Linked DNA regions of Mus musculus: regions 2, 3, 4, 5, 6 and 7 are each linked to region 1. Evidence: chromatin loops called from intact Hi-C (ENCODE). Cell type or tissue: left cerebral cortex. All regions are shown on one strand. Region 1 overlaps Akap6 (A kinase (PRKA) anchor protein 6). Region 2 holds the start of Akap6 (A kinase (PRKA) anchor protein 6). Region 3 overlaps Gm35239 (a long non-coding RNA gene). Region 4 overlaps Akap6 (A kinase (PRKA) anchor protein 6). Region 5 holds the start of 1700031P21Rik (RIKEN cDNA 1700031P21 gene). Region 6 has its middle 13 kb from the start of Arhgap5. Region 7 overlaps Akap6 (A kinase (PRKA) anchor protein 6).

The links. Peaks named below come from ENCODE experiments on the same cell type or tissue, not always from the same donor. Only the 100,000 strongest peaks of a DNase experiment are listed, where the experiment ranks them.
Region 2: it touches region 1 in a loop (4-fold over the local background); 6 of 42 quality-filtered maps call a loop at or near these places.
Region 3: it touches region 1 in a loop (5-fold over the local background); 14 of 42 quality-filtered maps call a loop at or near these places.
Region 4: it touches region 1 in a loop (4-fold over the local background); 14 of 42 quality-filtered maps call a loop at or near these places.
Region 5: a loop joins it to region 1, with 2.5 times the contacts of the local background. A loop is called at or near these places in 7 of 42 quality-filtered maps.
Region 6: a loop joins it to region 1, with 9 times the contacts of the local background. A loop is called at or near these places in 22 of 42 quality-filtered maps.
Region 7: a loop joins it to region 1, with 2.9 times the contacts of the local background. A loop is called at or near these places in 5 of 42 quality-filtered maps.

Annotation. Positions count from the first base shown.
Region 1 is chr12:52,830,457-52,834,456 of GRCm38, reverse strand. The region is part of intron 2 of Akap6 (A kinase (PRKA) anchor protein 6); the gene reads right to left. Gm51971 (a long non-coding RNA gene) reads right to left here. Exons shown (of 2, transcript XR_003950181.1): 2 at 2,645-4,000. Among named protein-coding and RNA genes, the nearest start is that of Gm51971, 34 kb to the right of the region's middle. In left cerebral cortex, a CTCF peak has its summit at 2,028 (motif pointing right); DNase peaks (open chromatin) are centred at 1,118, 2,019 and 3,766; H3K27ac peaks cover 1,264 bases.
Region 2 is chr12:52,697,028-52,701,027 of GRCm38, reverse strand. It overlaps Akap6 (A kinase (PRKA) anchor protein 6), which reads right to left and starts at 1,645. Exons shown (of 14, transcript NM_198111.2): 1 at 1,586-1,645. In left cerebral cortex, no CTCF peak of the experiment used is centred here; DNase peaks (open chromatin) are centred at 215, 490, 896, 1,721 and 1 more place; H3K4me3 peaks cover 2,337 bases; H3K27ac peaks cover 2,375 bases.
Region 3 is chr12:52,635,883-52,639,882 of GRCm38, reverse strand. All of the region lies in intron 3 of Gm35239 (a long non-coding RNA gene), which reads right to left. Among named protein-coding and RNA genes, the nearest start is that of Gm23296, 33 kb to the right of the region's middle. In left cerebral cortex, a CTCF peak has its summit at 1,871 (motif pointing right); DNase peaks (open chromatin) are centred at 674, 1,900 and 2,222; H3K4me3 peaks cover 524 bases; H3K27ac peaks cover 976 bases.
Region 4 is chr12:52,893,588-52,897,587 of GRCm38, reverse strand. All of the region lies in intron 4 of Akap6 (A kinase (PRKA) anchor protein 6), which reads right to left. Among named protein-coding and RNA genes, the nearest start is that of Gm51971, 97 kb to the right of the region's middle. In left cerebral cortex, a CTCF peak has its summit at 1,667; DNase peaks (open chromatin) are centred at 627, 1,712 and 3,763; H3K4me3 peaks cover 220 bases; H3K27ac peaks cover 400 bases.
Region 5 is chr12:52,602,243-52,606,242 of GRCm38, reverse strand. It overlaps 1700031P21Rik (RIKEN cDNA 1700031P21 gene), which reads left to right and starts at 3,921. Exons shown (of 3, transcript NR_045910.1): 1 at 3,921-4,000. It overlaps Gm35239 (a long non-coding RNA gene), which reads right to left and starts at 3,290. Exons shown (of 7, transcript XR_001780617.2): 1 at 1,179-3,290. Gm23296 (a small nuclear RNA gene) reads left to right here and starts at 1,652; the gene lies at 1,652-1,758. LOC115488100 (a small nuclear RNA gene) reads right to left here and starts at 2,455; the gene lies at 2,349-2,455. In left cerebral cortex, a CTCF peak has its summit at 2,129; DNase peaks (open chromatin) are centred at 1,683, 2,302, 2,694, 3,149 and 2 more places; H3K4me3 peaks cover 2,870 bases; H3K27ac peaks cover 3,091 bases.
Region 6 is chr12:52,501,509-52,505,508 of GRCm38, reverse strand. It overlaps a transcript of Arhgap5 not described here. Among named protein-coding and RNA genes, the nearest start is that of Arhgap5, 13 kb to the left of the region's middle. In left cerebral cortex, no CTCF peak of the experiment used is centred here; DNase peaks (open chromatin) are centred at 405, 645, 765 and 1,802; H3K4me3 peaks cover 2,599 bases; H3K27ac peaks cover 3,415 bases.
Region 7 is chr12:52,717,548-52,721,547 of GRCm38, reverse strand. The region is part of intron 1 of Akap6 (A kinase (PRKA) anchor protein 6); the gene reads right to left. Among named protein-coding and RNA genes, the nearest start is that of Akap6, 20 kb to the right of the region's middle. In left cerebral cortex, no CTCF peak of the experiment used is centred here; DNase peaks (open chromatin) are centred at 1,662 and 2,052; H3K27ac peaks cover 721 bases.

The DNA of each region.
Region 1 (4,000 bases):
CAGAGGTGCCTGTGTCAATTAACACTAATTATTCAATCAAGACATTTGCCCTAGTGGGAGGCACAGACTCCATTCACCCCAATTAAGCCAGTGGATGCTGAAAGGATTTACAGGAAAAGCAAAGGAAGGTAGAATATATTCAGCAGTCGAGAGGCACGGGGATGTGAATCCGTCCTAGCTCGTGGCCGTGACCTTGGAATTCCCTGTTGACGTGTAAGACAACCCAAGAAAGGTTGTGCATGATAATCTGCAGTTTAGGACATCTGAGTTCTGCTGCAGCATGCGTTACCGTATACCCTCACCAGCAGACTGCAGGGCCAGTCACGGGTCAAATAACTTCTGCTTTCTTTAAGCCCTTCGATAATTAGAACCACAGAGATAATGGGATTTAGCCTAGCTTGTGGAACTATGTGTTAATTGCAATGATAATTTTCATGACTATGGACCAATCCATTTATTACTTTTAAATTCTGAAATTTTTAAATGAACCAACAATATATTACTTTGAGTTTTAATTTGAAATATTTAATAGCTATTAGCCCAGATTTTAGAAAAGGGGAAAATTTTGTAATATGTAAGAACCTGGCTTATCATAATTGTGCACTTAAAATACTTTCCAAACTAGCCTCAGCCTGTAAAGAGATTTTCTTGCACTTTGAAGTCTATTCTGTTATCTGAAATGGTTAGATAAGTGTCTCGGGGAATTTGAGTGAATTTGGAATAGTATTAGATTATGAACCAACTGAACATTAGCCAAAAAGAAGCGAATGGATGGCTGTAAATACTCTGATTTTCATAGGAAGCTTGCTAGGTTTAAAGGTGTGTGTGCGTGTGTGTGTGTGTGTGTGTGTGTGTGTGTGTGTGTGTGTGTGTGTGTGAGAGAGAGAGAGAGAGAGAGAGAGAGAGAGAGAGAATTAAGGCCCAAGGAAAGCCATGATTTAAAACCTCTCCTTTTACTTCTAAGTGTTCCTTTGAGCTTCAGCTGTGAAGATTTAAGCCTCGCCTCCTACTGTGGGTTCAAATCATGACTCTGTCACAGCAGACTTAAATATTTTTGGTAGTGAATGCGTGCCCTAAATTTCACAGTCGGCAGTTCCTCTCAGCTTCTGGTTCTGCAGAGATGAAGATGACAGATTGGACAGGGGAGGAATGTACTCTCTTTGTTCAGCCGCTGTGTGAGTCTCAGCAACAACCATGATACACTGAAATAAGCCACGAGTCAGACAGGGAAGTTATGTAACTTTCTCCAAGAATAAAATATCGTAAATCTGAAATTGTAATGGAAGTCTCCAGTTTTGGTTGACTACTGTCCAATGAGCACATGAGGGGAAGACATTTCTAAAACAGGTTCCTCTCAAATTTTATGTACATCTGAAACTCTGGGATATCATAAGTGAGAAGTGTGGTTTGGGAGGCAAAGTGGGGTACAGACATTTTGCAACGCTAACATCTGCCAAGGGGCTGCCTAAGCGTCCAGTGCAGGAACCACACTTAGGGCAGCAAAGCTCTGAATGTTAGAGTCCAGATGATGCTTTGTAGCTTTTTCTAGCAATAAAGAATTTTTTGGAAGTTGCATAAAGGGAGCAATATTATGTAAGACAGTCCCCGGACCTAATAGGACATTTGTACTGTGGTATATGTTATATTATATAGTAAATGCTATAATAATAATTGGGAAATTAATGTTTTGCCATTTAAGATGTTTTTTGTAAGGGCAATTAAATTTAAAGTAAACCAGTAAATCCCAGCATCTATGGGCTATTTTATTGGGAAATAAAGATAGTAGTCTTGAAATAAAATACATCACATATGCATACTGATACATACACCAATTCTTCTCATTAGTTGATTGATCCTTCACCGATCAATGATCCTTCACCGTGGAAATTAATATAAGGTTATGTAAGTTGGAAGCATCTCTAAGCATCATTGGCTGCCAGGTAGAGGTAGAAATCTGCATAGATAATCTTAGCAGCAAGGCAAGGCTGAGGAAGATGAGGCTTAAAAGCGCATTTCTCCATGAACACTAGATGGCGCTGCAGAACAAGTGAATGCCAATTGTCCAGGGGCTTCCTTTCTGGGAGTCACTAAATCTTGCCACACTTTTACAGATAGAAATCCAAATGATCTTGGGTTTATATTAGACCTTTGGACATGTTTTAAAGGCTTTTTTACTGCAGAATGCCATTAATCTATTGGGAATTTAAACATTGCACAATCTATTAGTGTTTTTAATGTGTACATGTATGCTTTTTAATTCTTCATAAATTACTTGGATAATATTATGGGTCACAAAGACCGTTCAGTGCAGTCATACAAAGGAGGTTCTAAAACTCAGCGTTGGCGATTGGGAGCAACTCAAAGCCCTCTCTTGCTTTCAGGGGCTACTTTGTAGCAAGTTGATGAACTTGATCAGACAATGCCTAGAAATGATTTCCTGGCACAAAATCTCGTGTCAGAGTAAAGCAATTTCACGAAGTTGCATTAGTTCTCGCAGTAAAACCCATGAGTCAGGGAGGATTAACATAATAGAGGAGGGATCAGCAAGCATGCTAGTGGAATGCCTGCTTAATAAGCCTACCAGTAACATCACTACAGGGTTGAAAGCAATCGTTACACGTGTGTGTGTGTGTGTGTGTGTGTGTGTGTGTGTGTGTATTCATGTAAATACACGTCACAGAGGTTTAGTTCTCTCACTCGACCTTGTTCCTCTGCTGTCGTGAGTTTTTTTGGGTTTTGAATCAGGGTCTTTCTTGATACGTGAGTTCTTACACGTTCTTCCTGCCCCTACTTCCCTTCTTGCCATAGCACTCTGGTATTACAGAGGCACAGCACCATACCCACCTTTTCTGACTTGGGTTCTGGGAATGGAACTCTGGTCATAAGGGTTGCAAGACAATCCATCTCCCTTTCCCCTAGTCCCTTCATTTTCTCTCTTTTAAAAGACTTATTATTTTTATTTATGTGCGCCTTCCCTCCAGCCCTCCTTTTTTTTTTTTTTTTTTTTGGATAGAATAGAGTTTATTCAGGGCATGGGTAGGGGAGTTGAAAGGCTTGTAGAGGCAGAGAAAGGCAGAGAGAGAAGTAGAGGCCGGCCATGCACACATGGAGAGAGGGGGGAAAGGAAAAGCGAGAGAGCAGGAACAGGAAGGCAAGAGCAGGAGCAAGAGGACCCCCATTCCTATTTTATGAAGAGCTATTTACTACTGATGGTCTGCGATGGATATCTAGAAATATTAATGTTGATGAAAACAATGTGAAAATTTTTCAGCAAAGGATTTTGCCCAACTGCTGTGCAGGGCACTGGGGGACTGGCGAGTCTTTGAAGGTTGTCATGTTGATGGTAGGACTTTGATAAGGAGGAAGAAACGTGAGTGTCTACAGGAGGTACTTGAGAAAGACAATGTTCAGAAGCAGGAAGACAGCAAAGTACACCAAAAGTGAAAAACCCACTGCTTCAAACCACACTTTCTCATGTGGCACTGCAGCTGGGTGAGCCAGCAAAGATCTTCATCCACTGGACCTCAGCAAAAGTGTTTAACATCCTGTAGAAGCTTGCAGCCACAGCATATCTACACACAGAGGCCTAAACCCAAATCAGCAAAGTCCCAGCCCACAAGGATCTTCCACTTTAATGCCGTGTGCCTTGAAAGATCTATGTGTTGTTGCTGAAGGCTTCAGTGTACTCATTTCCTGGGTAGGAAGCAAGGCATATAGGGACGAAGATTGGCACTCCTCCAGGAGTATAGAGTATGGAATATTTGGGGTATAAAACTAGCCTTTCTGATGTCATTTCTTCTCAATGTCCTTGGCATTCAAGATGCCAGCATCTTCCCCAACAATAAGCGTGTAATTATGAGCGTTCTTATCAGGTTCCAGCTCTGCACATGCCCAGTGAAAGGTTCCTTTGCCGAATCCAGTGCTTGGAGAGGTAGAGAGGCCATCACTAGTGTGGGAGGGGCAGAGAGATGGTGTCCAGAGCACAGCCAGCAGGCGACAA
Region 2 (4,000 bases), 130 kb after region 1:
CTTGGCTGCGTTCACACCCAACGGTCCCAGCAGAGCTCTCTGTTCATACTATGCGTCACACACACAAAAAGCAGGCAGTGAGCATCCATACTACTAATTGCTCGTGGGAAGGCCAGGCCGAATTGACCTCTTCCATCCCATATAGCTGCACGCGAGCAATATAAGCTTAAAAGACTGGGAGTAGCATGTGTGTGGTGTGGGGTAAACAAACTAATTAAACCCCGAGCTGTACCACTCCGCCTAGTGCCTGTGCCTAATGGGACCGCTGTGCCCAACTCCATAGGAGAGAAAAATCAACGCAAGCTGGCTGGAGATGTTGCTTTTCCGGCTTCCTCTGAAATATCTGTTTTAGGCTCCATCTAAACTGTTTAGGCTCCAGCAATCTTAACTAATTACAAGCAACTCAGGGGGTGCTATTCTTTCCAGTAAGACTGTATAAATAAAAACTATCAGCTCGACTGCACTGAAACACAGGACCACTCCCTGACTGTAAGCCGGCAGATTGAACAACTGAACGGGCATGTGCTTTCTCTCCCCCAGTAGCAATCAGTTGCACCAAGGAAATTCATTTCATTTCCCAAAACAAAAGGCAATGATACCCTGTTCCATACTGACCTGTTAGACTGGTTTTTAGCAAATAAAATAGTAACGATTCTTAAAAGCAAGCCCTGGATTAAACGTAAACATCGTATGTTTATCTGGAGCTTTGGAATTGAGTTGAGGTTCCGGGTCCAGAGATTTGCATTCCTAACAAGCATCAAGGCCCCTGACATTTATCCATCACACTGGGTTGGGGCTAGAGTTAAGCATGAGCCCGCGGGCGGGCGGGCGGCAGCGCCACTGGCCTTTCCAGAGTCTCTCTCCCGGGTTATCCTTGACTGTAACTGCCGCAGAGGGGAGACTTGCTCCTCTCTCAGTTACAAACCAGCCTGGAAGCAACTCCAGCTTCAGCCTCTTAACTATGGAGGACATGAATTGAAGAGATTCCACACAAATCAAAAGGCATAGATAATTTCATCTGGTTTCAGTCTTAATGTTTTTAACAAATTATTTCTTGAACATGCAAGAGAATCCCCTTTCACATACACATAAGGTTATGTCAAATGCTTATTCAGCACTCATTCCTTGCCATGAAGAATCTGAAACCCAATGGAGGTAAATACTGAATTCCGTTCTGCAAGTCACTAAATATTTCATAAATCACAGAAGCAAATGGGACCAATTAGCCCTGCCTCATAAAAAAAGAAACATATCTTTACAATGTTAAAATACAATGAACTACACATTTCAGAGCTTATTTAGGCTTTTGCAATAGAAAATTTTCTGTGCTTTTTTTTTTTAATTCATGAGAATACTAAAAATAACAGGCGGAGACGGAGCAAGAAATCTTTGCATTTTGATTTTTATGCGACTCTCACAGGCCTTTGTCTTAACACAGCAGCCTGAAAACAGAATTAGGCAAAACAACCCTTCTTTCTCCAGTCCATTTTAAGCAGACAACATCCCCCCATCCCTGCCTTAGTAGACGCCACAGACTAACCAACAAAACAGCGTCGCAATTAAGGCCCAAACGTTTAACACTCACCATCTCCTGCTCCCAACGTCGCCTTTTGATGTTTACAGCACATCTGTAGGATGCAATACTAGGAGATGCCTTGTTTGACCTGCTGCATGATGCTGTGACATCAGTTCAGATGATGCAGCTCATTATGGGAAAGGCTGCTGTTGCTATGGCAACTGGGATGTGCTAGGAATCCTTGCTGCATTTCCAGTGGAGCCTGAGACAATACAAAAGCCCTGTAAGAAGCAGACAATATGCAAAATGCAGTCCAAAGAAACAGGGCTCCTCATTGGACTAAAATCTGTAAGTTTAAAAGGGGATTTCTTAGAATAATTTTAGAAAACAAAATAAAAATTACCTCTTCGTTTGCTGCTCTACATTGAGAGAATAAAGGTGCAAGTGGAATGTCGATTCAGTACTCAGAAAATACAAACTCGTATTCATGGTTCCCTATCAGGCAATTTGATCGCTCTTCTCCCTGGCTAGTAACGATACCTCTTTAAAAGTTATTAAAAAGAGGTTTAGTTCATCTGACAAAGAGAAAAAGAACAAAGCATGGATTTTGAAACAATTTAAAATGTAATAAACAGCTGACCAAGTGAGTCTAATTCTAAAGTGCACAGACTAATAATCGTCAGAACATGGGCAAAGCCTCCGCCAGCTAGGTCTGCCCTGAGGGTGTTCTCGGGTAGACACCACCCCACAGAGCCTGCTGCTGGAGAACTCGCTACCACTTAACCTTCAGGAGCAGTGAAAAGAGGTTGGATCCTAGAGACCCTTCCCCTATCTGACAGAGAACTCTTCCTACACATGGCCAAAAGGCAAGTATCTTCTGGGGTTAAAATCTGGAACAAGTGGAAGACCTGTAGAAGTTTCTTGTGACTGCCACTCACAACCCTTGGGGTTTGTTTTGTTCTTTTTGAGGCTGTAAGACTGCCTACCAAGGAGGCTATTACTCTCTCCCCTCCCCCACTGGACCTCTGACAGGCACATTAAAACAAGACTCCAGGAGGATTTCTCCAGTTAGTGAAAGGAAAGGAAATCCAAAGAAATCAGTCCTTTCTTTCCAGTGTGAAGCATAAACAAGCATCATGTTGTGACCCTGAGGAGAGCTAACCGTGGACCAGCTACCCATCTCACTCATCTAAGGCTTGCAGGCCACTGACAGAGAAAGGCACAGCCAAGCTGACCTACATCCATTCTGTCTCTACAGCTCTGAGAAAGCACAAAATTCCGAAACCTAATACAGAATGAGACAATTATATTGTCCAATCATCTCTTAATTGTCCCATACTTCTCTTAATCAGCAGCACAGGGGGTGGTGGGGTTGGAGGGGAGGCTCTGAAGGAACTCAGGCAGCCTCCTGTAAAGAAAAACTGATAAAATCAGAAGAGGTGCCACTATCCAGCCTTCCACAGAGCAGCCCTGCCTTGGATGTGAAGTCATGATTGCTCTTGCTTTTCCTAATAAGGAACAAGGAAGGGAAGAACAAGAGTAAAACCTGTGTATACACTCAGCAGCACAACAGAGCTTGACTCCCTTATCTTAGACCACATGGTACTCACACATTGAGAGGTCAGCATGGAACCACTGCAAAGCCCAGAGCACCGACCTGGGGCTCAGGAAATCTACCAGTGATGGTATTTCCTCCGAGAGCTCCTTCTGTGTATTCAGGGTTAGTAGCCTCTCTGGGGCTCAGGGGTTTCGTCTGAGGGAGGATAGACTTAGATAATAATCATGGTTTGCTAATAATATTTAAATTTTTTTTTCCTTTATGTTACAGAGCAAAGCTGGGCTTCCTTCACTGGGGCAGGGGTGAAGAGGCCCAGAGTCAAGACTGTTGGACCCTTCTTGGCATAATTATTAACCCTGCCTGCTATAGAGTACTGCTGGCCTCCCTGAAAAACTCTTAGGCCTCCAGAAATAAATAGGGTGAAAGCCATAGAGCTAGAACAAGATTAGCCTTTGCAGAGAAGGTTCCATAAAGAGAAGAGGGCAGGCCAACAGGACAGACAGATAAAAGAGAATGTCATTTTACCCAGTCATAAGGAGAATGAAATTATGTCATTTGCAGGGAAAGTGGGAAGAACTTACAGATCATGACATTTAGCAAAATAAGTCAGCCTAAGACAGACAAATCCACATTTTCTCTCAATCACACCTGAACACAGTTTCTCAGAATGAGAAAATGTCCATAGTTTCCCTTTCCAGATTCTAGGCATGGTGAGAAAGATCAGACATCTCAGGAAATCTGACATCAAGTCAGATTTTTGACATTCTAGGCTAGCTAAACTACATCTGGATCCATAGGCAGCAGGAAGAGACAGACACTGGGACTGGCTTGGGCTTTTGAAACCTCAAAGCCCACCCTCAGTGACACACTTCCTCCCAAAAGGCCACATCTCCTAATCCTTGTCAAGCAGTGCCACTCCCTGATGA
Region 3 (4,000 bases), 190 kb after region 1:
TGAAGTCACCTTGTGACTTTCTGGATTAAGTACAAATTTTCTCAGCCCCCACCTACTCCGATCACATCATCTACCCTCTTTAAAGTTAATTTTAAAGTAAGTTTTAATTCAGGTTTTCTCTACTACCAATTTTCAGTTCTGGTTACATGAAGCCACCTACCATACCTGCCTCAGCCAGGGTAGGTCTTCTTTTTTCCCCTTTTAATTGTCACAGGTTGCCTGAATTAAAGCTTCAAAACATTTGGGGGAAATTCATAATGATATTCCTTAATAATAAAGTCAGTTTTATTCATTTAGTAGCTATTATTTTTTCAGCTAATCATAGATATTAAAATGCTGTACTCCTGTGTAAAAAATATTTCCAAAGCATTGTGTGTTTGAGAAATTTCAATAGGGCGACAAAGCTGGGCCTCCACACCCTGTCCCAGTTGCTTTGAGGGCCTGGCTGCCAAAAAAATCTAAGTTTTCCCCATGGGAGGAGCATACACACATCCATCCAGGAAGGGCATCCTCCTGCCAGAACTCCAGAGAAAGTAAACGACCTGAAGGACGGTGAAATCAGGCCAAGCATTTACTACAGACAAGATCCGTCTAGGAAGCAGCGACCCAGTTAGTGAGGAGACGCTACCCTCATTCCACTGTGCTTTTATTTTTGTGTTCCTATGTGGGTCACAGCACAGAAAATTCTATGGCGAATTTTCCAGGGAAAAGATGGAAGTCACAACTGAGAATTGTTGACCCCACTTTTTTTTCTCACAAGTTGTCACATGAAAGAAAAGCTGAGACCATAGGGTTTAAAAACTGTGCTTGCCCAAATTTGGAGATTTTATAGATCGGGAAACATTTGCAAGGAGTTTGATTTATTGCTACTAACATTTTCTTTGGCCAGGAAAATGAACATTTTTAATTCTTGTCACCAAAATTCCTTCCCTGAGAAAGATGTAAATGTCTACCCTACACACACCCCAAATCTCAATGACAAATCAAAGTTTGGAGTCCACTAAATTTGACCTCAGGGGACCAGAACGTTGATGGGACTTATGTGTACAGCATGAGTAAAGGGACACTGACAGCAGCCCCAAAGCAGCCACACCGCAAAGTCTTCACGCAACATGGATGGTGGCTTCCTCATAGCTGCTGGATGGACACTCCCTTCCCTAATCTACCCCAGCTTGTATGCCTCAGCCTTTCCCAGACGCTGAGGCCACATGCAATTAGAGCAGAACTGTTTGTAAACGACTGGGGAAAGTGGCCGGACGCACTACTGAGAGTTCAACGACTATCCATCACTTCTAGGAAGTGATGACAACAGCCCTCGGTGGTGCACGCTAGCAATGGGTAAGGCTTATCTCAGGAAGGCTGCAGCAGTTTGTCTAGAGGATGGTACTTTACGCCTCTGATCTGCATCACTTAATAAGAAGCCGTGTTGGCACTCAGGAGTAGGGAGACTATAATCCTTACAGAGAGAAAGAGGCTATATCTTTTCTCAGTGGGTCAGTTGGCCCTCCTGCTTACGTAGTGCCTAACTTGGATTAGATATTTTGTTTTGTGTTCACTTTAAACCAAAGCAAACAGGGAACACCAGGCAACACACTGGATCCCTGGCGTTCTGAAGCTTGAAGATGATGTGAGGACCCTTCGCGAAGCAGCCCAGGCCTGAGCTGGGAGAGCGAGCTCAACACAAGTCAGAGGAGAAATCCCTGTGGGGTAACCAGCTCCCAGCCTGTGAGAGTCGATAGGAAACCAACCGCACAGAGACTGTAGGCTTTATTATCTGCCAGCCTTGGGAGTGGGCCCGGGTGGAGAGGAAGAGGGCCCAGAACTGCACCAGCTTCTTTGCTTCTCAGCTCTCAGAACTTGCTGAGCCCTTTCCAGCAGGTGGCAGAACACTCACATAGAAAATTCCAAAACCACCCAGCTTTTTTTTTTTTTTTTTTTTTTTTTTTTTTTTTTTTTTTTTTTTTTTTTGTCTCTCAGAGGTCCTTGGTATCAGTTCTTTAAAAGTTAGCGGGGCTAAGGGTGTGCTTAGCAAGCACGAGTCTCTGAATTCAATCCCCAACGTGAAAAACATTTTTTTTTTGTAAATGCCCGATGTGTTGGAAAGGATTCTGCATATTTTAAAGCCGCACTCACACTCCACCCTACAATCCTGGTTACATGATACTTTGGTTTTCACAGAGAAGCAGAAACTGCAGGAAGAAGCATAACACAAGGAAACCCTGGATGATCAACTGCAAAGGCTTGGATCAATACCATCTCCGTGTTAGAAACCCAGCGCGTAGCTTCTGCATTGAAAACAGCACTAGTCCCAACAGAAGCTTTCACTGTCATCTGTCACCTGTGTTTGTGGAGATGCAATTATAGTATATATAAAAAAAATCATCCATGGACTTGGCATTGCCTCTTTTTAAGGAGAAAAGCTGTGCAGTTGTCAAAGTTACACAGGAGAACCACCATAATTCAGTGTCTATTTCAGGTACTACACAAGGCAGATGGCTTGCTTTCTAGGACTAAGGATCTCATTCTGCAGTGCCCTGCCCTGAACAAGAAAGGTAATGGAAAAACATCCCATACAAAAGGAAAACCCACACCATGTAGTTCTTAAAGAAGCCACTGCAACTTAGGAATCGGGACTACGACTGTGAGCTTTGTGAGTAATTTTGAAAAATAATTTGAACTACAAAAGTAAGATTAACTGTGTTTCTCCCAAACATCCAACAATCATATCCACAGTACCACTCTCAGGCCTAAGTAAATGCAAGTCAGGAAATGAACCTGAGGGGTTGGGCAATGGTGGCGCATGCCTTTAATCCCAGCACTTGGGAGGCAGAGGCAGGCAATTTTTTGAGTTCGAGGCCAGCCTGGTCTACAGAGTGAGTTACAGGACAACCAGGGCTACACAGAGAAACCCTGCCTCAGAAAACAAACAAACAAACAACCCCCCCTAAAAAACAGAAAAAAGAAAATGAACCCTAGAATAAAAATCCTAGAAACACTTAGCAGCTTGAATTTGATTATTAGATTCATACTCCCTCTTCATGCTCTCTTCTTTGCTTTTCAGGTTCAGTCTGGTCTTCCCTCATCCCCAAATAATAGGGTCCCCAAGATGTCCTATGCTCTGTACTTTCTCAAATGGTATCTGCCTCCTGAGACAACGTTTCTTATTGCTGGAAAGGACCTGGCAGGAGCCAATGCAGCTGTTTCTATGGGGAGTGAAACTTGACCCTGAGAAACAGAGTCCTTAAAGCCACAGCTCAGCACCCCTAGGGTCAGGATTTACCCCATCATCACCGTCCTGTCACCTCAAGGTTTGTCATCTTCACCATTCAAAAGTACATGGCTCCATCATTCTTTCTTTAGAAAATAGCCCTTTGGTGGACCCGGCATTTGGGATTACACTTTTTTCAGAAGAGACAGGCAGGGCAAGCAGGAGACAACATCTTGAACTATATGGGTACTTTCCATTTGAGGAATCACGCTCTGCCGGTATGTGACTCATGCTCAAAACATACAAACACCAAGGTCTAAGCTGTGGTGAGCTGATCCTTGGCAGCTGAACAAACTGTAAGCTCCATGAGAGTGGGCTCTGTTGTCCCCATTCCCATCCCCTCTGCCTCATCTCTCCATTGCCACCGTCACCACCACCTTCTTTATAGTTCCCTATCTTACTTGGATCTAGAACTTTTCATCAAAACTCTATTACTAGTAAATACCTACCATCCACTGACGCTTTGATAGCCTTTAGTTTATTGTTTGACATCTCTAGAATTTCAATTTAACCACCTTAAGGGGAAAAAGACGTTTGCCCCCATTGTAGGCCTCCAATCTGAAAGATCAGCTGCAAGACCTTTGTGACCAAGCCCTAACCACTCTCTCTGTGCACAGCCAAGTTTTTCAGCCTTTGGAAGACTAGCAAATTGTTCACAAGACCAGCTCCCTTCTCCAGTGACCTACTGATCCCCTCCTACTCTCTGGCTCTTAGCATATGCATTCTTTTCTA
Region 4 (4,000 bases), 63 kb before region 1:
GGCTCTCACCGCTAACCTCGCCACTCAAGCGGTCAAGCCAGGAGGCTCACCGCAAGCCCGAGTCTGCACTACAGAGTATGTTCCAGACCAGCCTGGGCTACAAAGTTAGATTATATCTCAAGAAATAAAATCAAACTAAAATCATAGAACTTTGATTGTAAACTTGAAGAGACTTAAGTGTTCGTAATTAATAAGTGGAGTTGTGAATAAAACTCAATTGCCCACTGTGAATCATTGGTCAGAGTAGTAGCTTTTCTATCTTTCTTCACTAATAACGGTGGTATTATCTACATATTTTATCAATCAAATGTGATAAAGTATGAAAGGAATGGCTATTTAGTATCTTTCCTGAAATTCTACAAGTAAGCAACAGAGGATATCTTTTTTTTTTTTCAGATTTGTGATTGTCTCCTTCCAAAATACCACACAGTAATGAAAAGTTGTTGTTTCATGTTTAAAGGAGAAGAGAATAATTCACTGGGGTCCTAAGCGTTGCTTTAATTGTATTTTTAAACGTGGGTCAGCAGGATAACTCAATGGATAAAAGCTGCCACACAAGCCTGATGACCTGGCTTGGATCCCAGGACCACGTCAAAAGCTGGAGATGCTGCTACCAGGCCACCAACCCCAGTGCTCCTATGAGCTGGTAGGAGGGGACTGGATAGTCACTCAGAGGTTCATGGGGTAGCCAGCCTGGAGCTCACAAGGCAGAAAAACCCTCCTTCTCTCCCTCTTCCCCTCTCTCCCCCTCCCCCCTCTCTCTCCTCATCTTCTCCTATATCCTTATCTCTCTCTCTCCTTCTTGCCCTCCTTCTCTCAAAATTTAAAATTGTCTTTAAAATGTAAACCTGAATGTCAACGGCATCTTGCTGCTGTAGTCATACGGATACCTGGGTTTCTTCCCTAGTCATGGTCCTTCCATACCAAGAAAGAGTCTACACCACACACACCACACACACACACCACACACACACACACACACACCACACACACACACACACACCACACACACACACACACACCACATCACACACACCACACACACACACACACCACACACACACACCACACCACACACACACACACACACACACACACCACATCACACACACACACACACATACACACACCACACACCACACAGATACACACACACACCACCCCCCACACCACCACCACCCCCACACATCCCACGCCACCCACACACACACACACCACACCACACCACACACACACACACCACACCACAGCGCACACACACACATCACACACACACCACACCACACACCACACCACACAGACACACACACACCATACCACAGCACACACACACCACAGCACACACACACACACACACAGACACACACACCACACCACACCACACACCACACACACACCACACACACACACACACCACACTACAGCACACACCACACCACACACACACACCACACACACCACACCACACACACACACACACAGACACACACACCACACCACAGCACACACCACACACACATACACACACACACACACACACACACACACACACACCACCCTACAATTTTTTTGAGATTTTCATTTTCACATTTATATTTGTGAACAGAACTTTTTTTTTTTTCCAAGAGAACCAGATGCAGTGCCTAGCATAGCCTCACGGTGGTGGTAAATCATCACTAATATTCTGTCAAGGCCCATGGCAAGCTTTGTAGAAACCACAGAAGGCACTGCAGCATTCCTCCTGGGAAAACAAGAAGGGATTTGTTTCTAAGCTGTGGTTCTTCTCAACCAACCTTGAACAATGACCTTGGCACGCTCAACAAATCTATCAGCAGGGTTAATGCAAGGCTGCGTTTCTCTCCTGGCGTTGCCACAACACATTACTCTGAAGACTTATTATTTTATCCCTAAAGAGAATTTTGTGGGCTTATCTTTAAAACCATTGTGTTGATTTAGAATTCTCAACTTGGATTACGGCCATAGTGTTGGCATTTAAGATAACATTTACTGCGTAACCTAACTTGATGTGCTCCCTGAGAACCGTTTATTAAATCTTTACTTCTCCTAGCCCCCAATTTTCAACTTGAAATCTGAAAATTAGCTTTTTCTCCGCTTTTTTTGTTTGTTTGTTTTGTTTTGTTTTTTTCGAGACAGGGTTTCTCTGTATAGCCCTGGCTGTCCTGGAACTCACTCTGTAGACCAGGCTGGCCTTGAACTCAGAAATCTGCCTGCCTCTGCCTCCAGAGTGCTGGGATTAAAGGCGTGTTCCACCACGCCCAGTCATTTTCTTATTTTAAGACAGACCCAAAAACGTAACAAATCATCTTTATGGATCCACAGTTATGTAGTAACATAAACAGCCTACTGCAAAACCCTTTAAAATTGGCCCTAAAGGATTACTGTGCAATTTAATTGAACATTGCGACTGCTTGAAGAACTTTAACAATTGTTATTAGTGTGTGCATATGTATGTGCCATACCACGTGCAGAGCAGTAAGGGGACAGTTTGTGGGACTGATCCTCTCCATTCTCCTTTAGTGGGTCCCAGGGATCAAACTCAGAGCTCCGGGCTTGCACGCCAGCGCCTTCATGCACAGAGCCATCCTGCCAGACCTCCTGGAAGAGTTTGTAAAGCAATAGGGCCTGATTTAATCGCTCTGGGGTAAGGTTTGAGGTTGGGGTGTTTGGGATAACCTCCAGCAGTTGTAACGAGCAGCCACAGCTGAAAATCGCCATGGCTTAGAGGCATGTCCCCAAACGAGGGTCAGATTAATGTATAGAAGCTACCAATCTTATATGCTTAAAAACCTTAAGTAGTTTCCCATCAAAGATGGCAGCTTGGTGACTTGAAGCCAAATCTTTGCCATGAATGTGTTTATTGGATCTATTTAAAAACGGCTCAGATTAAAATTTTAAAACTGAGAGATGTCACATAAAATGTAGGTTTCCTACTTAAAAAAAAAAAATCTCTTGCCGTACAAAGTCACATTCCCACACAAATGGCATCTGCAGCTGAGAGGTGTTGTCCTTTAGACATGTTGTGTAGGCTCCAGTTGAATCAGCCCACTGTCCCTCATTTATGCATCCTATACGACTCATTTCCACAATCCACCTGGTCCCTTGGATCATTGGTTTATGACCCTAGTCTAGAAGAAGCTTACACTTAGCTTCTTACAGTCATTCATTCATGTAGTCATACATTCATTAAACAGATTCATTTCGTAACTTTGCTGTGCAGATATTTGGCATTCGATTCCCTCTCTGGCCCCTTTCCTTCTAACTTCACAGTCCCCTCCTTTCACCAAGTTGTTCTAAGCAGCAGTTACAGCAAGACATATCTGTAGCAATAACACGCTGGTTCATTTCTGAAGCTCCCTGGTGACCTGGACCAATGGTGTGTGAACAGAAGAAATATGTCAAACATTCACGTCCACAGAAGAAAGCTGGCTGCCTTTCTCTCTTTCTTTCTCGGGAGCTGGAGTGAAGACAAGGTCCAGAAGAGTAAAGAGGCAGGGATGAGAGAAAAGATGGAAGGAGAGAAGACGCGGAGGCGGGAGTGGGGTGGGGGTGGGGCTGTGGGCAGAAGGGGAGTTCTCAGGTTCTCCCTAACAGGACAGTGGGGTTGCTTCACCCTTTGCATGGGGAATGGCCCCCATAGGCCCACATACTTGAACACGTGCTCCCCAGCTATTTGCTGCTGTGGTCATGGAACATTAAGGAGGTGGAGACTTGCTGCAGGAAATGAGTTTCTGGGGCTGGCCCCGAGGTTGACATAGCTTTCCACATCCAGCTTCCAGTCTGGCCTCTGCTTCCAGTTCTGCTGAGAAGTGAAGAGGCCCAGCCATGTGACCCTGTCATGAAGTTGCCTGAGGTCACGCCTTCCCTGTGTCCCTTCTAACTGCATGCCAAATGAATCCCCTCCCTTAAGCTGCTTGGTCAGGTATCTGGTCACAAAGACAATGAGAGATGCCAATTCAAGGCAGAGGAAAATCTAGATGTG
Region 5 (4,000 bases), 230 kb after region 1:
GTTGGAGCATATTTGTCACTGGCTTTGAGGTCTCAGAAGCTCAAACCAGGCCTAGTGGCTCACTGTCTCTTCCTGATGCTTGTAGATCAAGATGTAGAACTCTCAGCTCTTCTCCAGCACTATGTCTGCCTGCATGCTGCCATGGTTCCTACTATGATGATAATGGACTAAACCTCTGAACCTTTAAGCCAGCTTCAATTAAATGTTGTCCTTTGTAACAGTTGCAGTAGTCATGGTGTCTCTTCACAGCAATAAACCCCTAAGACACTGACCGGAAACATATTGAAAATATCCAGACAAATCTCATGCTAACAGAAGGAGAGGAAGAGAGGCTGCTTCTGTGTGTCCACTGGATTTTACAAAATTCTGTGCGACAACAGCCCTAGAAACCAGGGCTCAGAACTAGCACCGCAGGGCTCTAGAACCATTGCCCAGTGAGGGAACAAACACCTCCAATCTTGCCCGAAGAAGGTAATTTGTTAGCTCCAACTTTGGGAAACACCTGGTTATGGAATCCAATGATCCAGAGACTCAGAATCAACACCCCTTTCTTCATTTGTCATCCCTTTCTCTGGTGGCCAACTCTGTGCTTTCCGCGCCAGCGTGCTCTACCCAAGGGTTAAATACGAACATACCAGAACAATGTTTATCAGTGTTGTCTAAAACCATTGGGTGGAAGATTTGTAAAAGCTTGATAATGGAGGTGTCAGGATACTGACTCCATGAGATTTCATTATTCACATGTCAACGTCACATGCTCCTGATGAGGTACAATATCAAGTGCATGCCCTACCATCATGATTGCATACGGCTTTTTTTTTTTAAAGTCAAACTCTCAGCCTCTGCAAAACTACACATTTTCAAGAAACGGGGAGAATAAACAAATTAAGCAACATAAAATCCATAACAACACAATGGACCACATCTAAGACATACCCACAACAAGGTATCTTATTTCTTCAGGAAATTAACAGCCTGAAGAGAAACGAATAATGATCGTTGGAAAATAGAAGTCAAAGCATACCGCCATTAAATAAGATGTGAGATTAAGTATAGCCCTTTATGTTATGACAATTTCTAAGATGGCATCTTTGAAATCAAGTAAATTTGAGAGCGAGCTGAGTATTAAGCGATATAGAAAGGACTTGCTGTAATGTAAGATATAGTAAAGGACTTACTAATGGTAGGGTAGTTAGGGACTTTTGTTTGTTCCCTACTTTCTGTTTCCAATGTGCTTATCCCTAGAACGTTTAAGTGGTGAAACCAACTAGTCTAGAGCTGTGCGGTACGGAGTCTGCCGGCTCACAGAAGTTGAGGCTTCACCGCCCGCAGTCCCGGCATGCCGCGCGGGGAGAGAGCCACGAACTCACCACCTTCCCTAGGCCTCCAGAGGAAGACTATTACCCGACATGCACCGGGCTCTAATTTGCATACCCCCCCCCGTGGTAAACCACACGGACCCACGCTGCCTGCGCAATTCCCTCAGCAGCAGGGGGATTTCAAGAGTCTAGCCACACAGTTCTGCTGAAAAATTTCTCCTTCGTTTTAGGGTGCACGGAGGAGTTCGAGGATCGTAAGCACTAAAATCACCCTAAGTTAAAGAATCTGATTTTCTGAGTCCTTATATAGTCCACGGTTAGGCCTTAAGATCGTGCTCGCTTCGGCAGCACATATACTAAAATTGGAACGATACAGAGAAGATTAGCATGGCCCCTGCGCAAGGATGACACGCAAATTCGTGAAGCGTTCCATATTTTGCAACCTCGATTTTTGTTATCTCTCTGTAGTGTTAAATAAAGTACATTGGGTGTAAACTGAGATTCTAGTTTACAATGCTGGCAACTTTGTATATATCTTTATAAGATGGAGTTTCGCGGTAACAGGTAGGTAATACTAAACCCCAAGCACCCCGGGAATAATGACATTTTTCTCTTAGAAGACTTTTTAGTTTATGAATTTCTTTATTAATCTTTTTTTTTTTTAATTTACATTGATGAATTGATGAGCCCTAATAGGGAAACAGCAGGAGCGTCGCTAGTTCATTCTCTTCCGGCTTGTAGACCCGAGTGTGTGTAACAGCTAAAAAACAGCCTGCCATTAGGATCTGTCTCACTAGGCGCCCCTCTGCATGTAGCCTGGAAGAAACACTGGCCAATGATGCATTCCCCAAATTTAATAACAGCAGATTTTAGTTGATGAAAACAAGCACTAGGGGCCAGATACAGTAGTAAAAAGCTAGGATAGGATTTAAGAATGACGCGCTGGGTTGACTTGGAGACGCTGTGAGGGAGAAGTCAAAAGTTATTGTTTGGAATTTGGTCCAATGACCTGTTCATAGTAAGCAGAGCCAAAATATGGAACGCTTCACGAATTTGCGTGTCATCCTTGCGCAGGGGCCATGCTAATCTTCTCTGTATCGTTCCAATTTTAGTATATGTGCTGCCGAAGCGAGCACGATCGTAGTGTCTAGCCGTGGACTATATAAGGACGAAGAATTCCTGACTTTTTAAGTTAGGGTGACTTTGACCCGCGTTTTTCTCCTAGCCTCCCAGTAAACCCGGGAACAAAGAAAAAGTTTTTTCAGTGAAACTGTGTAGCTATGCTCATGAACCCCTGCTGCTTAGTGGGGATCACGCTGGCGGCGTGGGTCCGTGTGGTTTACCTTGGGGTTATGCAAATTAGCTCCTGGTGCATGTTGGGTAAGAGCCTTCCTCTAGAGGCCTGGGGAGGGGAGTGAGTTCTCTAAGCAGTCCGCTATCCGGCACGCTGGGAGGCTCGCTGTTCTCCTACGTCTGTGTGGGAGCTTGAGAAATGTGTGGCAGCTAAGTGACCAGGGCCCTGACTCGATCACCTACTCCCCCCACACACTAAAACAGGACACTTGTTACCTATGTTCCACTAGTCCAATGCCTGTTGAAGTATGCCCAACCCGCCAGGTGACCCCTCCCCAGCATAGCCTACTCGGTCCCAGAACTATGGGCACCATACTCTAGGAACGCAGCAAAAGCTTGGGGAGGTCCTCTAGAGCCTGGGGTACAGTCTGTTCCCAGCAGGCGCTGCCCGGCCTGGACCCGCGAGTTTGACTGGGCGGCCACGCCCGTCCACTCTCTGCGGGTGGCCGGTCGCAGGTAACGCCTGCCTGTGCACATTTTGCGCAGGCGCCGATTAGGTCCAGGACCGAGGCTCGGGGACCAGGGGCCGCACCCCTTCACAGGTGTCTGGCAGGCGCTAGACGTTGCCTGGTAACCAAACATCCGGAACACAGATGCAAGGGCGGAAGCCCACCTACTTGGCCTGAGAGGGAAATTTAAGGATTTACACTGCTCACTTTGGAGTAGAATAATAGCAGAGTCACTCTTGTACTTCCGTTCCTTTTCCTGTATATTAAATGACATGTTAGCCCTGTTATGATACAAATGTGTAAAACATACCTACTTGGAGGAAATATTTGTTGTAATTTTAAATAACAGCGAAGTCTTAGCTGTTCAAGTCATAGCTTTGTGGGCTGTAAAATGAGGGACAAAGGTCAGAAACTGCTAGTTTGGTGTGGTTTCAGTATTTCTCAGAATGAAGTCTGGGCAAAGGTTTTCCTGTGTGCTTATAATTATCACCATTAGTCGGCTGTGGTGTGGCACCTGCCTGTAATCCCAGTACTTGGGTGGGAAACAGAGAAGAACTAGAAGTTCAAGGGCAGATTTCCCTACATAGTGAATACAAGCCCAGCCTAGGCTAGTCAGCTAAAATTCCTTCTCTTGAGCAGACAGACAAGGCCTATCCTTGTTCCAGCAGCAAACAGAAGAGTCCTCCAAAGGACACTCTGCGGAGGGAATGGTGAGTTGAGCTTCCTTCTATGACGTAAAGGAGGAGTTGCTCACAGAGCCAGGGTGTTCATCCCCCCAAGTTACGCCTAGAAAGCCTTTACCCAGTCGGGATGAAGACTTCTCCACCCAGCCACCCCACTCCCTTAGTCTTCCTAGGTTACAGACTCTACCCCTCCCCT
Region 6 (4,000 bases), 330 kb after region 1:
CGGAAGGCAACATGCACAAACACTAGTAAACAGAGAAAAAAAAATGTTTCGTTACTTGAACATTTTTAAAAATGTCCTTAGTTTCTACCTTCCCAAAGAAAAAATAAGCTGATGACATATAAGGTTAGATGGCTGAGGAAGTCCTCTCATCTCACTATCTTGGTTTTGATTTAGTGTATGTTTCCTTGTTATTTACTAAGCACTGGCCCAAACTGGATTCCCGTCTTATGGTAAAAGTATGAACTTCTCCCCTCCAACTTTCTCGGAATTTTATTAGTCGTTCTAATAGTTTGTCCTTACTTTCTAGCACCCTGCAGCCTCAGCTTCTCCAGAGCTTGCACCTCACTTGCATTCCCAATAACGCTGGAGAGGGAGGGTGTGAGGGAGTGTATTTATGTGTGGAGAAGTGCACGCGCGCTCCCGAGCTGCTCCCCACCCCCACCCCGATACTTTTCTTTGCTTGGGAACCGAGGGAAATTTTTAGAGGTTATTCCAACAGAAACTCGGGATCCAAGCCCCAACCCTGGGAGCAGTCAAACGACAGGACGGAGTCCCGTGTTTGGGTTGCGCAGTGCAACTTCTCACTCCCTTACCCCGAAGCTTTAGCAGCTGGGAACGTGGTGGCGAACCTAGGGAGGAGCCGAGGAGATAAGAAAAAAGTGAAAGGGCCGATCCCCCGGAAAGGCGGTTAAGTTTGCAAGCCGCGGTCCTGTGTCTGCGGATCCGCGCCCACCGCGCTCCCCCTTCCAGGTGGAACTCGTTAGCAGCAGCAGCAGCAGCCCAGCCGGCCGACCCCGCCACCTTCCTTCCCCGCGCAACCCTCCAAGCCCCGGACAAGTGAAGGTGGCGGCGCGGGGAGAGGACGCCTGGCGGGGCCGGCACGAGCTCGGCGATCAGCAGGCCTCCGCCGCCCCCGGCCCGGTCACCTGTGGAGAAAGCGGCCCCCTCTCCGGCCTCTCTGCCCTTCAGCCGACCGTATCCCCGCGGCCCGGCCTGTGAGGACCCAGGCGCCCGGCCCCAGCCCCTTCAACTGGTTACAACCGGCGGCGGCGGCGGCGACCGAGGGTCCCCGGCGGGAGGGGAGAGGCAGGCCCCGCGCAGCGGGCTCTCCGAGGTCCTACCTAACAACGCCGGTCTCCTCCGTCGCCTCCTCAACGGCAGCGGCCGCGGCGGTGGCGGCGGCAGCGACATTCCTGGGGAGCGCTCCCGCCGCCGCCGCCTCCTCCACTCTCGGCTCGCCTCTCGCGGCCGGCGCGCTCCCCGCGCCCTCGCCGACACACACGCCCCGAAAGCCCGAGCCCCGCGGCTCGCGCTGCCCGGTCACCCGCCCGCTCGCCGGCAGCGGCAGCCCCGACCCTCCCCCCTTCCCCCGCGCCCGCCGTCGCGCTGGGCTCAGTAATGGCGGCCACTCGGGCTCCTCGCGCTGACGGATCTCTCCCTCTCTCTCTCCCGAACTTTACCTCAGCATCTCTCCCGGCGCGCACCGCCGGAACGCACGCACGCGCGCGCGCGGCCGAGCGAGCGAGCGAAGCCACACACACCCGGCCGGGGGTGGCGCGGGCAGCACGGGGGCGCGCGTGCGTGCGTGCCCGCGCCGCCCGCCCCAGAATTCCCCCGCCCCGCGGCGCTCACCTCCAGACGCCTCCCGAGCCGCGATCCCGGTTCGGCCCCGCCCCTGCCCTCGTCTCCCGGGAGCCGAGGAGGCGCGAGTTGCCGCGCCGGAGGGAGGGGGCGCGCGAGCGCGCGGGGCCGCGTCCCCGCTCCAGGCCCGCTCCCCATTGGCTTCTGCCCCTCCCCCTTTCTCCGCCTCTCCCACCCATTGGCTCCCGCTCCTACTCCCTTCCTTCTCACCTTTTCCCTGTTACCCATTGGCGTGAGTGGTTTTCCTCCGCTCTCCCCTTTCTCCGCGTTCCGCTCCTCCTCCGTCCCATCCTCCACGCTTCAGGCGCCTCACGCCGAGCATGGTCGCCGAGCCTTCCCTGCCCCTCTCCCTTGCCTTCCTTCGGTATTTGGCCGTAACTCGGAGTCCTGCAAAGGAACTCAATGTTGTGTTAGCCGTTGCAAGGCATGGCTTGGGCGCCGATCGTTCCTCCATAAATCCCTTGGAGTCTTAGGTCTCTGGGCACTGAAGAATGCAAAGGAAAGAATGTGCCTGAGCTGCGTCGCTCTCCGGCACCTGGAGCCACTCAGACAGAAGCCTGAGCTAGTCGTGAGCAAGAGGAGTCCTTTCCCCGTGGGCACGACACAGACGCAGGCCCTTGATCCTGGCTATTCTTAGGGAAGTTGAGCCACACGCCAAGATTTAGATGGTTTAGGGTAGCCCCAAGGGCTCACCATAAGCTCAACTTCCAACTCTGTTTCCCGACTTTCATGATACTGCCTTAGAATACATTCGGTCTTTTTTTGAGACTTAGAAATTACGCGTTTGGGAGTACGTTGGTTGAGCTTTCTATGTATTATTATTCATCTGTGCATTGACGTGAAAAGGCAGAGAGAATTTGAACGAAGGAAAATCAAGGCCTTTAAGCTCTGAAGGAACTATTTGTGACTTTCCCAAGGTCACCCTAATTTTAAATGGAGATGTTAGAAGGAAAAAAAATAAGTAAATCTGCTCCAATTCATTGGTTCATGTAAAGTGACTTGGGGGGAGTATTTCTCTTTGGAGCAAGATTCATTTCCTGTGCTGAAAATAGTTTATCATCAGTAAATATATAAAAATGCTTTAAAATTCAAATTATTCATAGGCTACATAAGGTACCGAAGTTAGCCAAGGTTGCTTTTTAGTGTTATAATGGCGTAGCTGCTGCCATCCAGAAGTAAATTTACACTCTGTCAGGAAAGAAAACAAAAACTGCCTGTTGGTACAAATTGGTTAGAAAATATTTGTCAGTAAATCTGTCACAATATTCCAGCAGAAGATCTGTTCATTTGTTCCTTCCCTGTGTCCCTCCACGGTTCATTATTCCTCAAAGGTAAACTTAAAATAGTTTAGAAGCAGAAAAGACATTTCTAATTCCTCTGTTATTCGCTCCTTAATTTTAAGAAGTCATAACTAAAATCCTTGATTCCATCCATTGCTGCACCAGAGGCTGTGCTCTGAGGATACTTACAAACTAAGACAATAGGGGAAGCTGAGGACCATTGCAATGAAAGTGACACAGAGAAGTCAGTCAGAAGGGAAGAGAGAAGAAAATTAAGAAGAGGAAGCTCGAATCCCCTACTTAGGCTTGAACAGAATGTGGTTTTGTGTATTTTTTTTTTAAATCTTTGTACTAAAAACCCTTAAACAATGCCTGGAGCCAATTAAAAACCTTAACCTGAATTGAATAGAATGTTAAGTACTATATGGTACTCATGCTAAGATGATTCTGGAATTATTTTCTAAACAACCAGAAAATCTTTAACCATGGGTATTTAGTAACATATGAGAAGTCAAATAAATCAAGGCTCATAAAAGAAATATTAGCATTAGGCATAATTTTCAACTACAGGATCTGACACCAGGTGCAGAAACGACTTGAAATATCATTGCTCTTAATAAAGGACCCTCCCCCAATTTTACCACGGTTTACAAGCAACAATTTTCATACCTGGCATTCCTTTTAGTCCTGCATCATCTATCTTGACTTAGAAGTTTTGGAAACGTAAAACGTTGCTTACTTTTAATAGTAATCTACTCACTAGAACATATAAGTCGCCACTGCTCTTTGTCTTTGTTACTTATTTCTTTTTTAAAAATAAAGCATGGCATTCTGTAGCCATAGAAATCTTAAAATGGGGATTAGAAGCCAGCATTCTGTGACTGATAATGTCTCTATGCTTGTAGATAAGACGCACTAAGCAGTGAGTAGAGAGTGCCATTCTTAAACCTGAACGGGCGCAGCGCTTTCTGGGGGAAAAACTGAAACATTCACCCTCCCCGCCCAAAAGAGAATATTTTAAGAAAAAAAAAATGAGGAAATTGTTCTTTAAGCTCATTGGTGGTACTATGTGGGAGCTG
Region 7 (4,000 bases), 110 kb after region 1:
ATTTAGAAGTTAGAAATGCATGTTTATGTATTTATTTGTGTACTGATGTATGTGTTTATTTAAAATACATGTTTTTCATTGAGAACTTTACACTTCAATGGAAAAGAAAAATATATAAATATATAATGATATATGACCCTCACTAGAAACATAGATTAAATTCAAGCAGAAAAGCGGAGAAGAAAGGAGGGAAGAGGAAAGAGGGAGACAACTATATGTAAGTATCAAAAACTTGGGAGATGAGTAAAAATTATCAGGAGGACAAAGCTAAGGTGTAAGAAGCCTGTGTAGAGATTCTGGGCATGAAAAATCAAAAGATGCGCAGGAAGGTGCACATGAGCATATATTGTCAAAGTAAGTGGTATCCGCAGAGAACAGAGGAGGGTGGTAGCAGATGAGGCCATTGCCTGTGGATAAGCTTCTCACAACATTCGAGGAACTCTTGATTGCAATCTATAGGCAGGAGGGTAACCACTGAATGTCTTAGAAGAGGTCTTCTCAGGTTTGGAGCAGAATAGCTTCTCAGAAGGGCCATTCCGGAGCTTTGTGAAAGGTGTATGGAAGAGGCCCATACCAGGGGTTAGGCGTGGAACAGAGAGGGCATGAGAAAGCCTAGAAGAAAGAAGTGTAGGGTGACTGCCTGAGGACATTCCAGGGATGGTCTCTAGCATCCAAGCTTGGGACAAAGCTGGGTCCTGGGGATATTTGTGGCAGTATCAAACACTGGCATAGATGACAGCTCTGTGCAGAGGTGCAGGCAGGGACACTGTGGTGGGGGTCCTTGGACTCCTAATGGCTTTGTGGATAGAATTTAAAAGGTCGGGAAACTAAAATGGGAAAAAGATTACAACCTCGTGGTCACTAACTGAATTTCCCCCAAATAATTTCAATTATAAATACAGAAAGCACACCCCACAAGTATTAGCAATGCCTCTGATCACCAGAATAAACCACACCACAGTTCTTACGTATATCCCGAGAGTACATTTATCCTAATTACTGCTTAAAATTATAGTAGTTATTAGGGTTATCCCTGAATCTTGTCATTCAGTGTAATTAATTTTAAAAAGGAAGAAAGAAAACAACAGGGCATGATGCTAACCCCTATAACCCAGGAGTTTGTGGGTAAAGAACATTCGAGGCCAGCTGGTTACATAGCAAAATTCCCGTCCCAAAACAAACAGCAGTAACAATATTAAAATCATCTAAACATATTTTAAACAGTCATCATGACTCAAGCCTGTAATCCTAGCTCTCAGGAGACTGAGGTAGAGACTGCCGTGAATTTGAGACTAGCCTGGGCTACACTGTGAGTCCCAAGCCATTCTGGACCAACACTGTGTAAAAAATAGAACGCAAAGTTAAAATAACAACAACAAAAGCATGCATTGGTGTATCACAATTTTCAGAAGTACTTTTACAGTTGCATCTCAGTATCGTTCTATGTTTTTGGTTCAATGCATTTAGAAACATTATCCAGAAAAGAAACCAGGAGGCTTCCCTCTCCTCCTAAAAGGACTGTGGTGCAATTAAAATTATATGTGTGAGAACAAACCCACTGGAAAACTTAGGACTGCAAGAAACCATATGAAGAAGTGAGAGAGCCAGGACAGTGTTGTTCGGATTTACAAGAACAGAGACTTGTGAAGACAGATCTGAGGTGTTAGAATGCATTACGTAAAGACTGAAATGTCTCTCTAACTTACCAGTTAAGACGCATAGCCTTATAACAGTATCTGTTCTCTAAGCAACAGAGCTAACAGGAGCAAAAACGTGGCTTGAGGGAACAGGGAGCAGCCCAGATTCCAGGAAAAGAATGGAAGCAATCCATAGAAAAGACAAGAAAAGACTATCGAGGGTGGGGTTGAACAGGTAGCAGGAAGGATCTGTCCGGCGGTGTCTCAGACTTTCCGGCTTGGCCTGACTTAGGACTTGTGTCATTTCTTGAACTGAAATGACAGTTGCACGAAGACCCACAAATGGGGAAGACAACTCCCTACGTTACAGAGGGCCACCAGGACGGCAAAGGATGCAAGGTAAGAAAGATCAAATGTCCACTGAGCAGTCTCCGCAGTGAGCGCACTGTGCGCAGTCTCCATGCATCCTGATCCAGATCTGTACTGTGTAGGAGCCAGCTTGGGGAAACAGCAGAGTGTCTTACTCCGCCAGAAAGCATGGCTCTTAGAAAAGAGAACCGGGAAGGCAAGAAGGGAGGCAGAATCAAGGGTCGGGCTTTGGTTGTTTCTAGAGAGAAGAAGGAATCAAAGCAAGAAGAAATGTGTAAGACATAGATGAGCCTGGGTGAAATGGGCTCAATCTGTTCGGAAATAAATTCCTATTCCCACTTACCACACCAGGAACTCACTGCATCGGACATCAGTCTAAACACCTGCACTGTCTTTTAATACTGGAGATTATTAAAATAACTAATTACCTCTAATCCACAGGCAAGGGAATTAAAAATAAGCAAGTTTTGGGGCCTGCACTGCCACACGAGCCCATAGTGATGCCCACGTCTACACTGCCTCTGAGGGTCATATCTGGGGAATGGGTCCTACTACAGCCGTTGTCTATGTTTATGGCCCGTATCACCACCGAAGACCGCTTGGATGTACATGGTCTATGTCCGTGGGCCGTGCTGTCACTGGGGGCCATACTGATCTGAGTGACCTGTGCTGCCACCTAAAGCCATGTTGATGTCCGTGGTCCAGGCTGCCTCTGAGGCCCTTATCTGCGTCTGAGGTCCTTCTGCGTCGGTGTACTATCTGAACTGTCACCAGAAATCTCGTGGAAGGAGCCCATGATCTGTGCTCTCACTAACTGTGAAGAGCAAAAAAGCTACTTCTGCAATGATACCGATGACTGTAGATGCACAGTTGAGAAAGAGGGACAGGGAAGGCTTCTGTGGTAACTGTACGTCCCCCCCGCCCCAAAAGAGAGTAACAACCTAAACAGGAAGCCACCAAAGAAAACTCTTAAACTGTGTGATAAGGGTGCAGCTCTCCACAGCTGAAGGCTTTTGGCAGGGCGCAGGAGGGGAAGGCTCAGATCTGTTAAGAGGCAAGACATTGAGAATTTGACGGTGCTCCAGTGAGCATATAGGCAATCAAATTGGGCTTGGGTTTTTTATTATTATTATTTTTAAATTTGGGGGGGGCGGGGGTCACAAGGGTTGGGGGGGGTGAACATGGAAAGTCTGGGAAGTGAGTGAGATCTGGGCACATGATGTGAAATTCCTGAAGAATCAATAAAAATATTATGTTGGAAAAAATCAGCAAATTGTAAGCAAATTGTTTAAGGACAGAAAGCAGCAGTGGATGAGCAGTGAGGATGCCCTGTCTTTCTGACTTCAAGGCGGTTTTGACAGCTTTTCACCTCTTTGTACAAGGCCCAGCACTACAGAGAAGTGTTCTAGCTTGTTGGTTTGTACAAGGGAGATGAGCTGTGGCCAAGATTTCTATCACTTAGCTTCATTTTATTTTTCCTGCAGAGAAAACCAGTCCTTGGTTGAGAATAGCAACTGAGAACGGCAGAGCCCAGCCTCAAAAGCCCTTCAAGGTTGTACATGTTGTACAGTATAAATGAGCCAAGTTTAGGTCCCAGACGTGGCTGTGCCTTGAAGACCAGTGGCAGTAAAGAAGGCCAGCCAATGTAGTACCTCATGCCTGTAGAGCCAGCTCTCAGGAGGATGAGACAAGAGGTTCATGAAGGCCAGCCTGTGCCACACAGTGAGTTTGAGGCCTAAGGTACAGAGTGAGACCCTGCCCCAAAACACCAGGGAAGAAAAAAAGTAAACAAAATCTGCAACTACTCTAATTTGTGATTTCTATGGTCCTAATCAGAGATAAGCAAAGGTTACAATTCTCATCATTAAGCTGGAAGTAATGTTATTAAATATTCAATTTCTACCAGCAACCGTTTAAGCTAGGTTCGATTTACAAAGTTAAATACAGACAGCTATTGATAATCTTTCTATTTCTGCTTTTCTAAATTATTAACA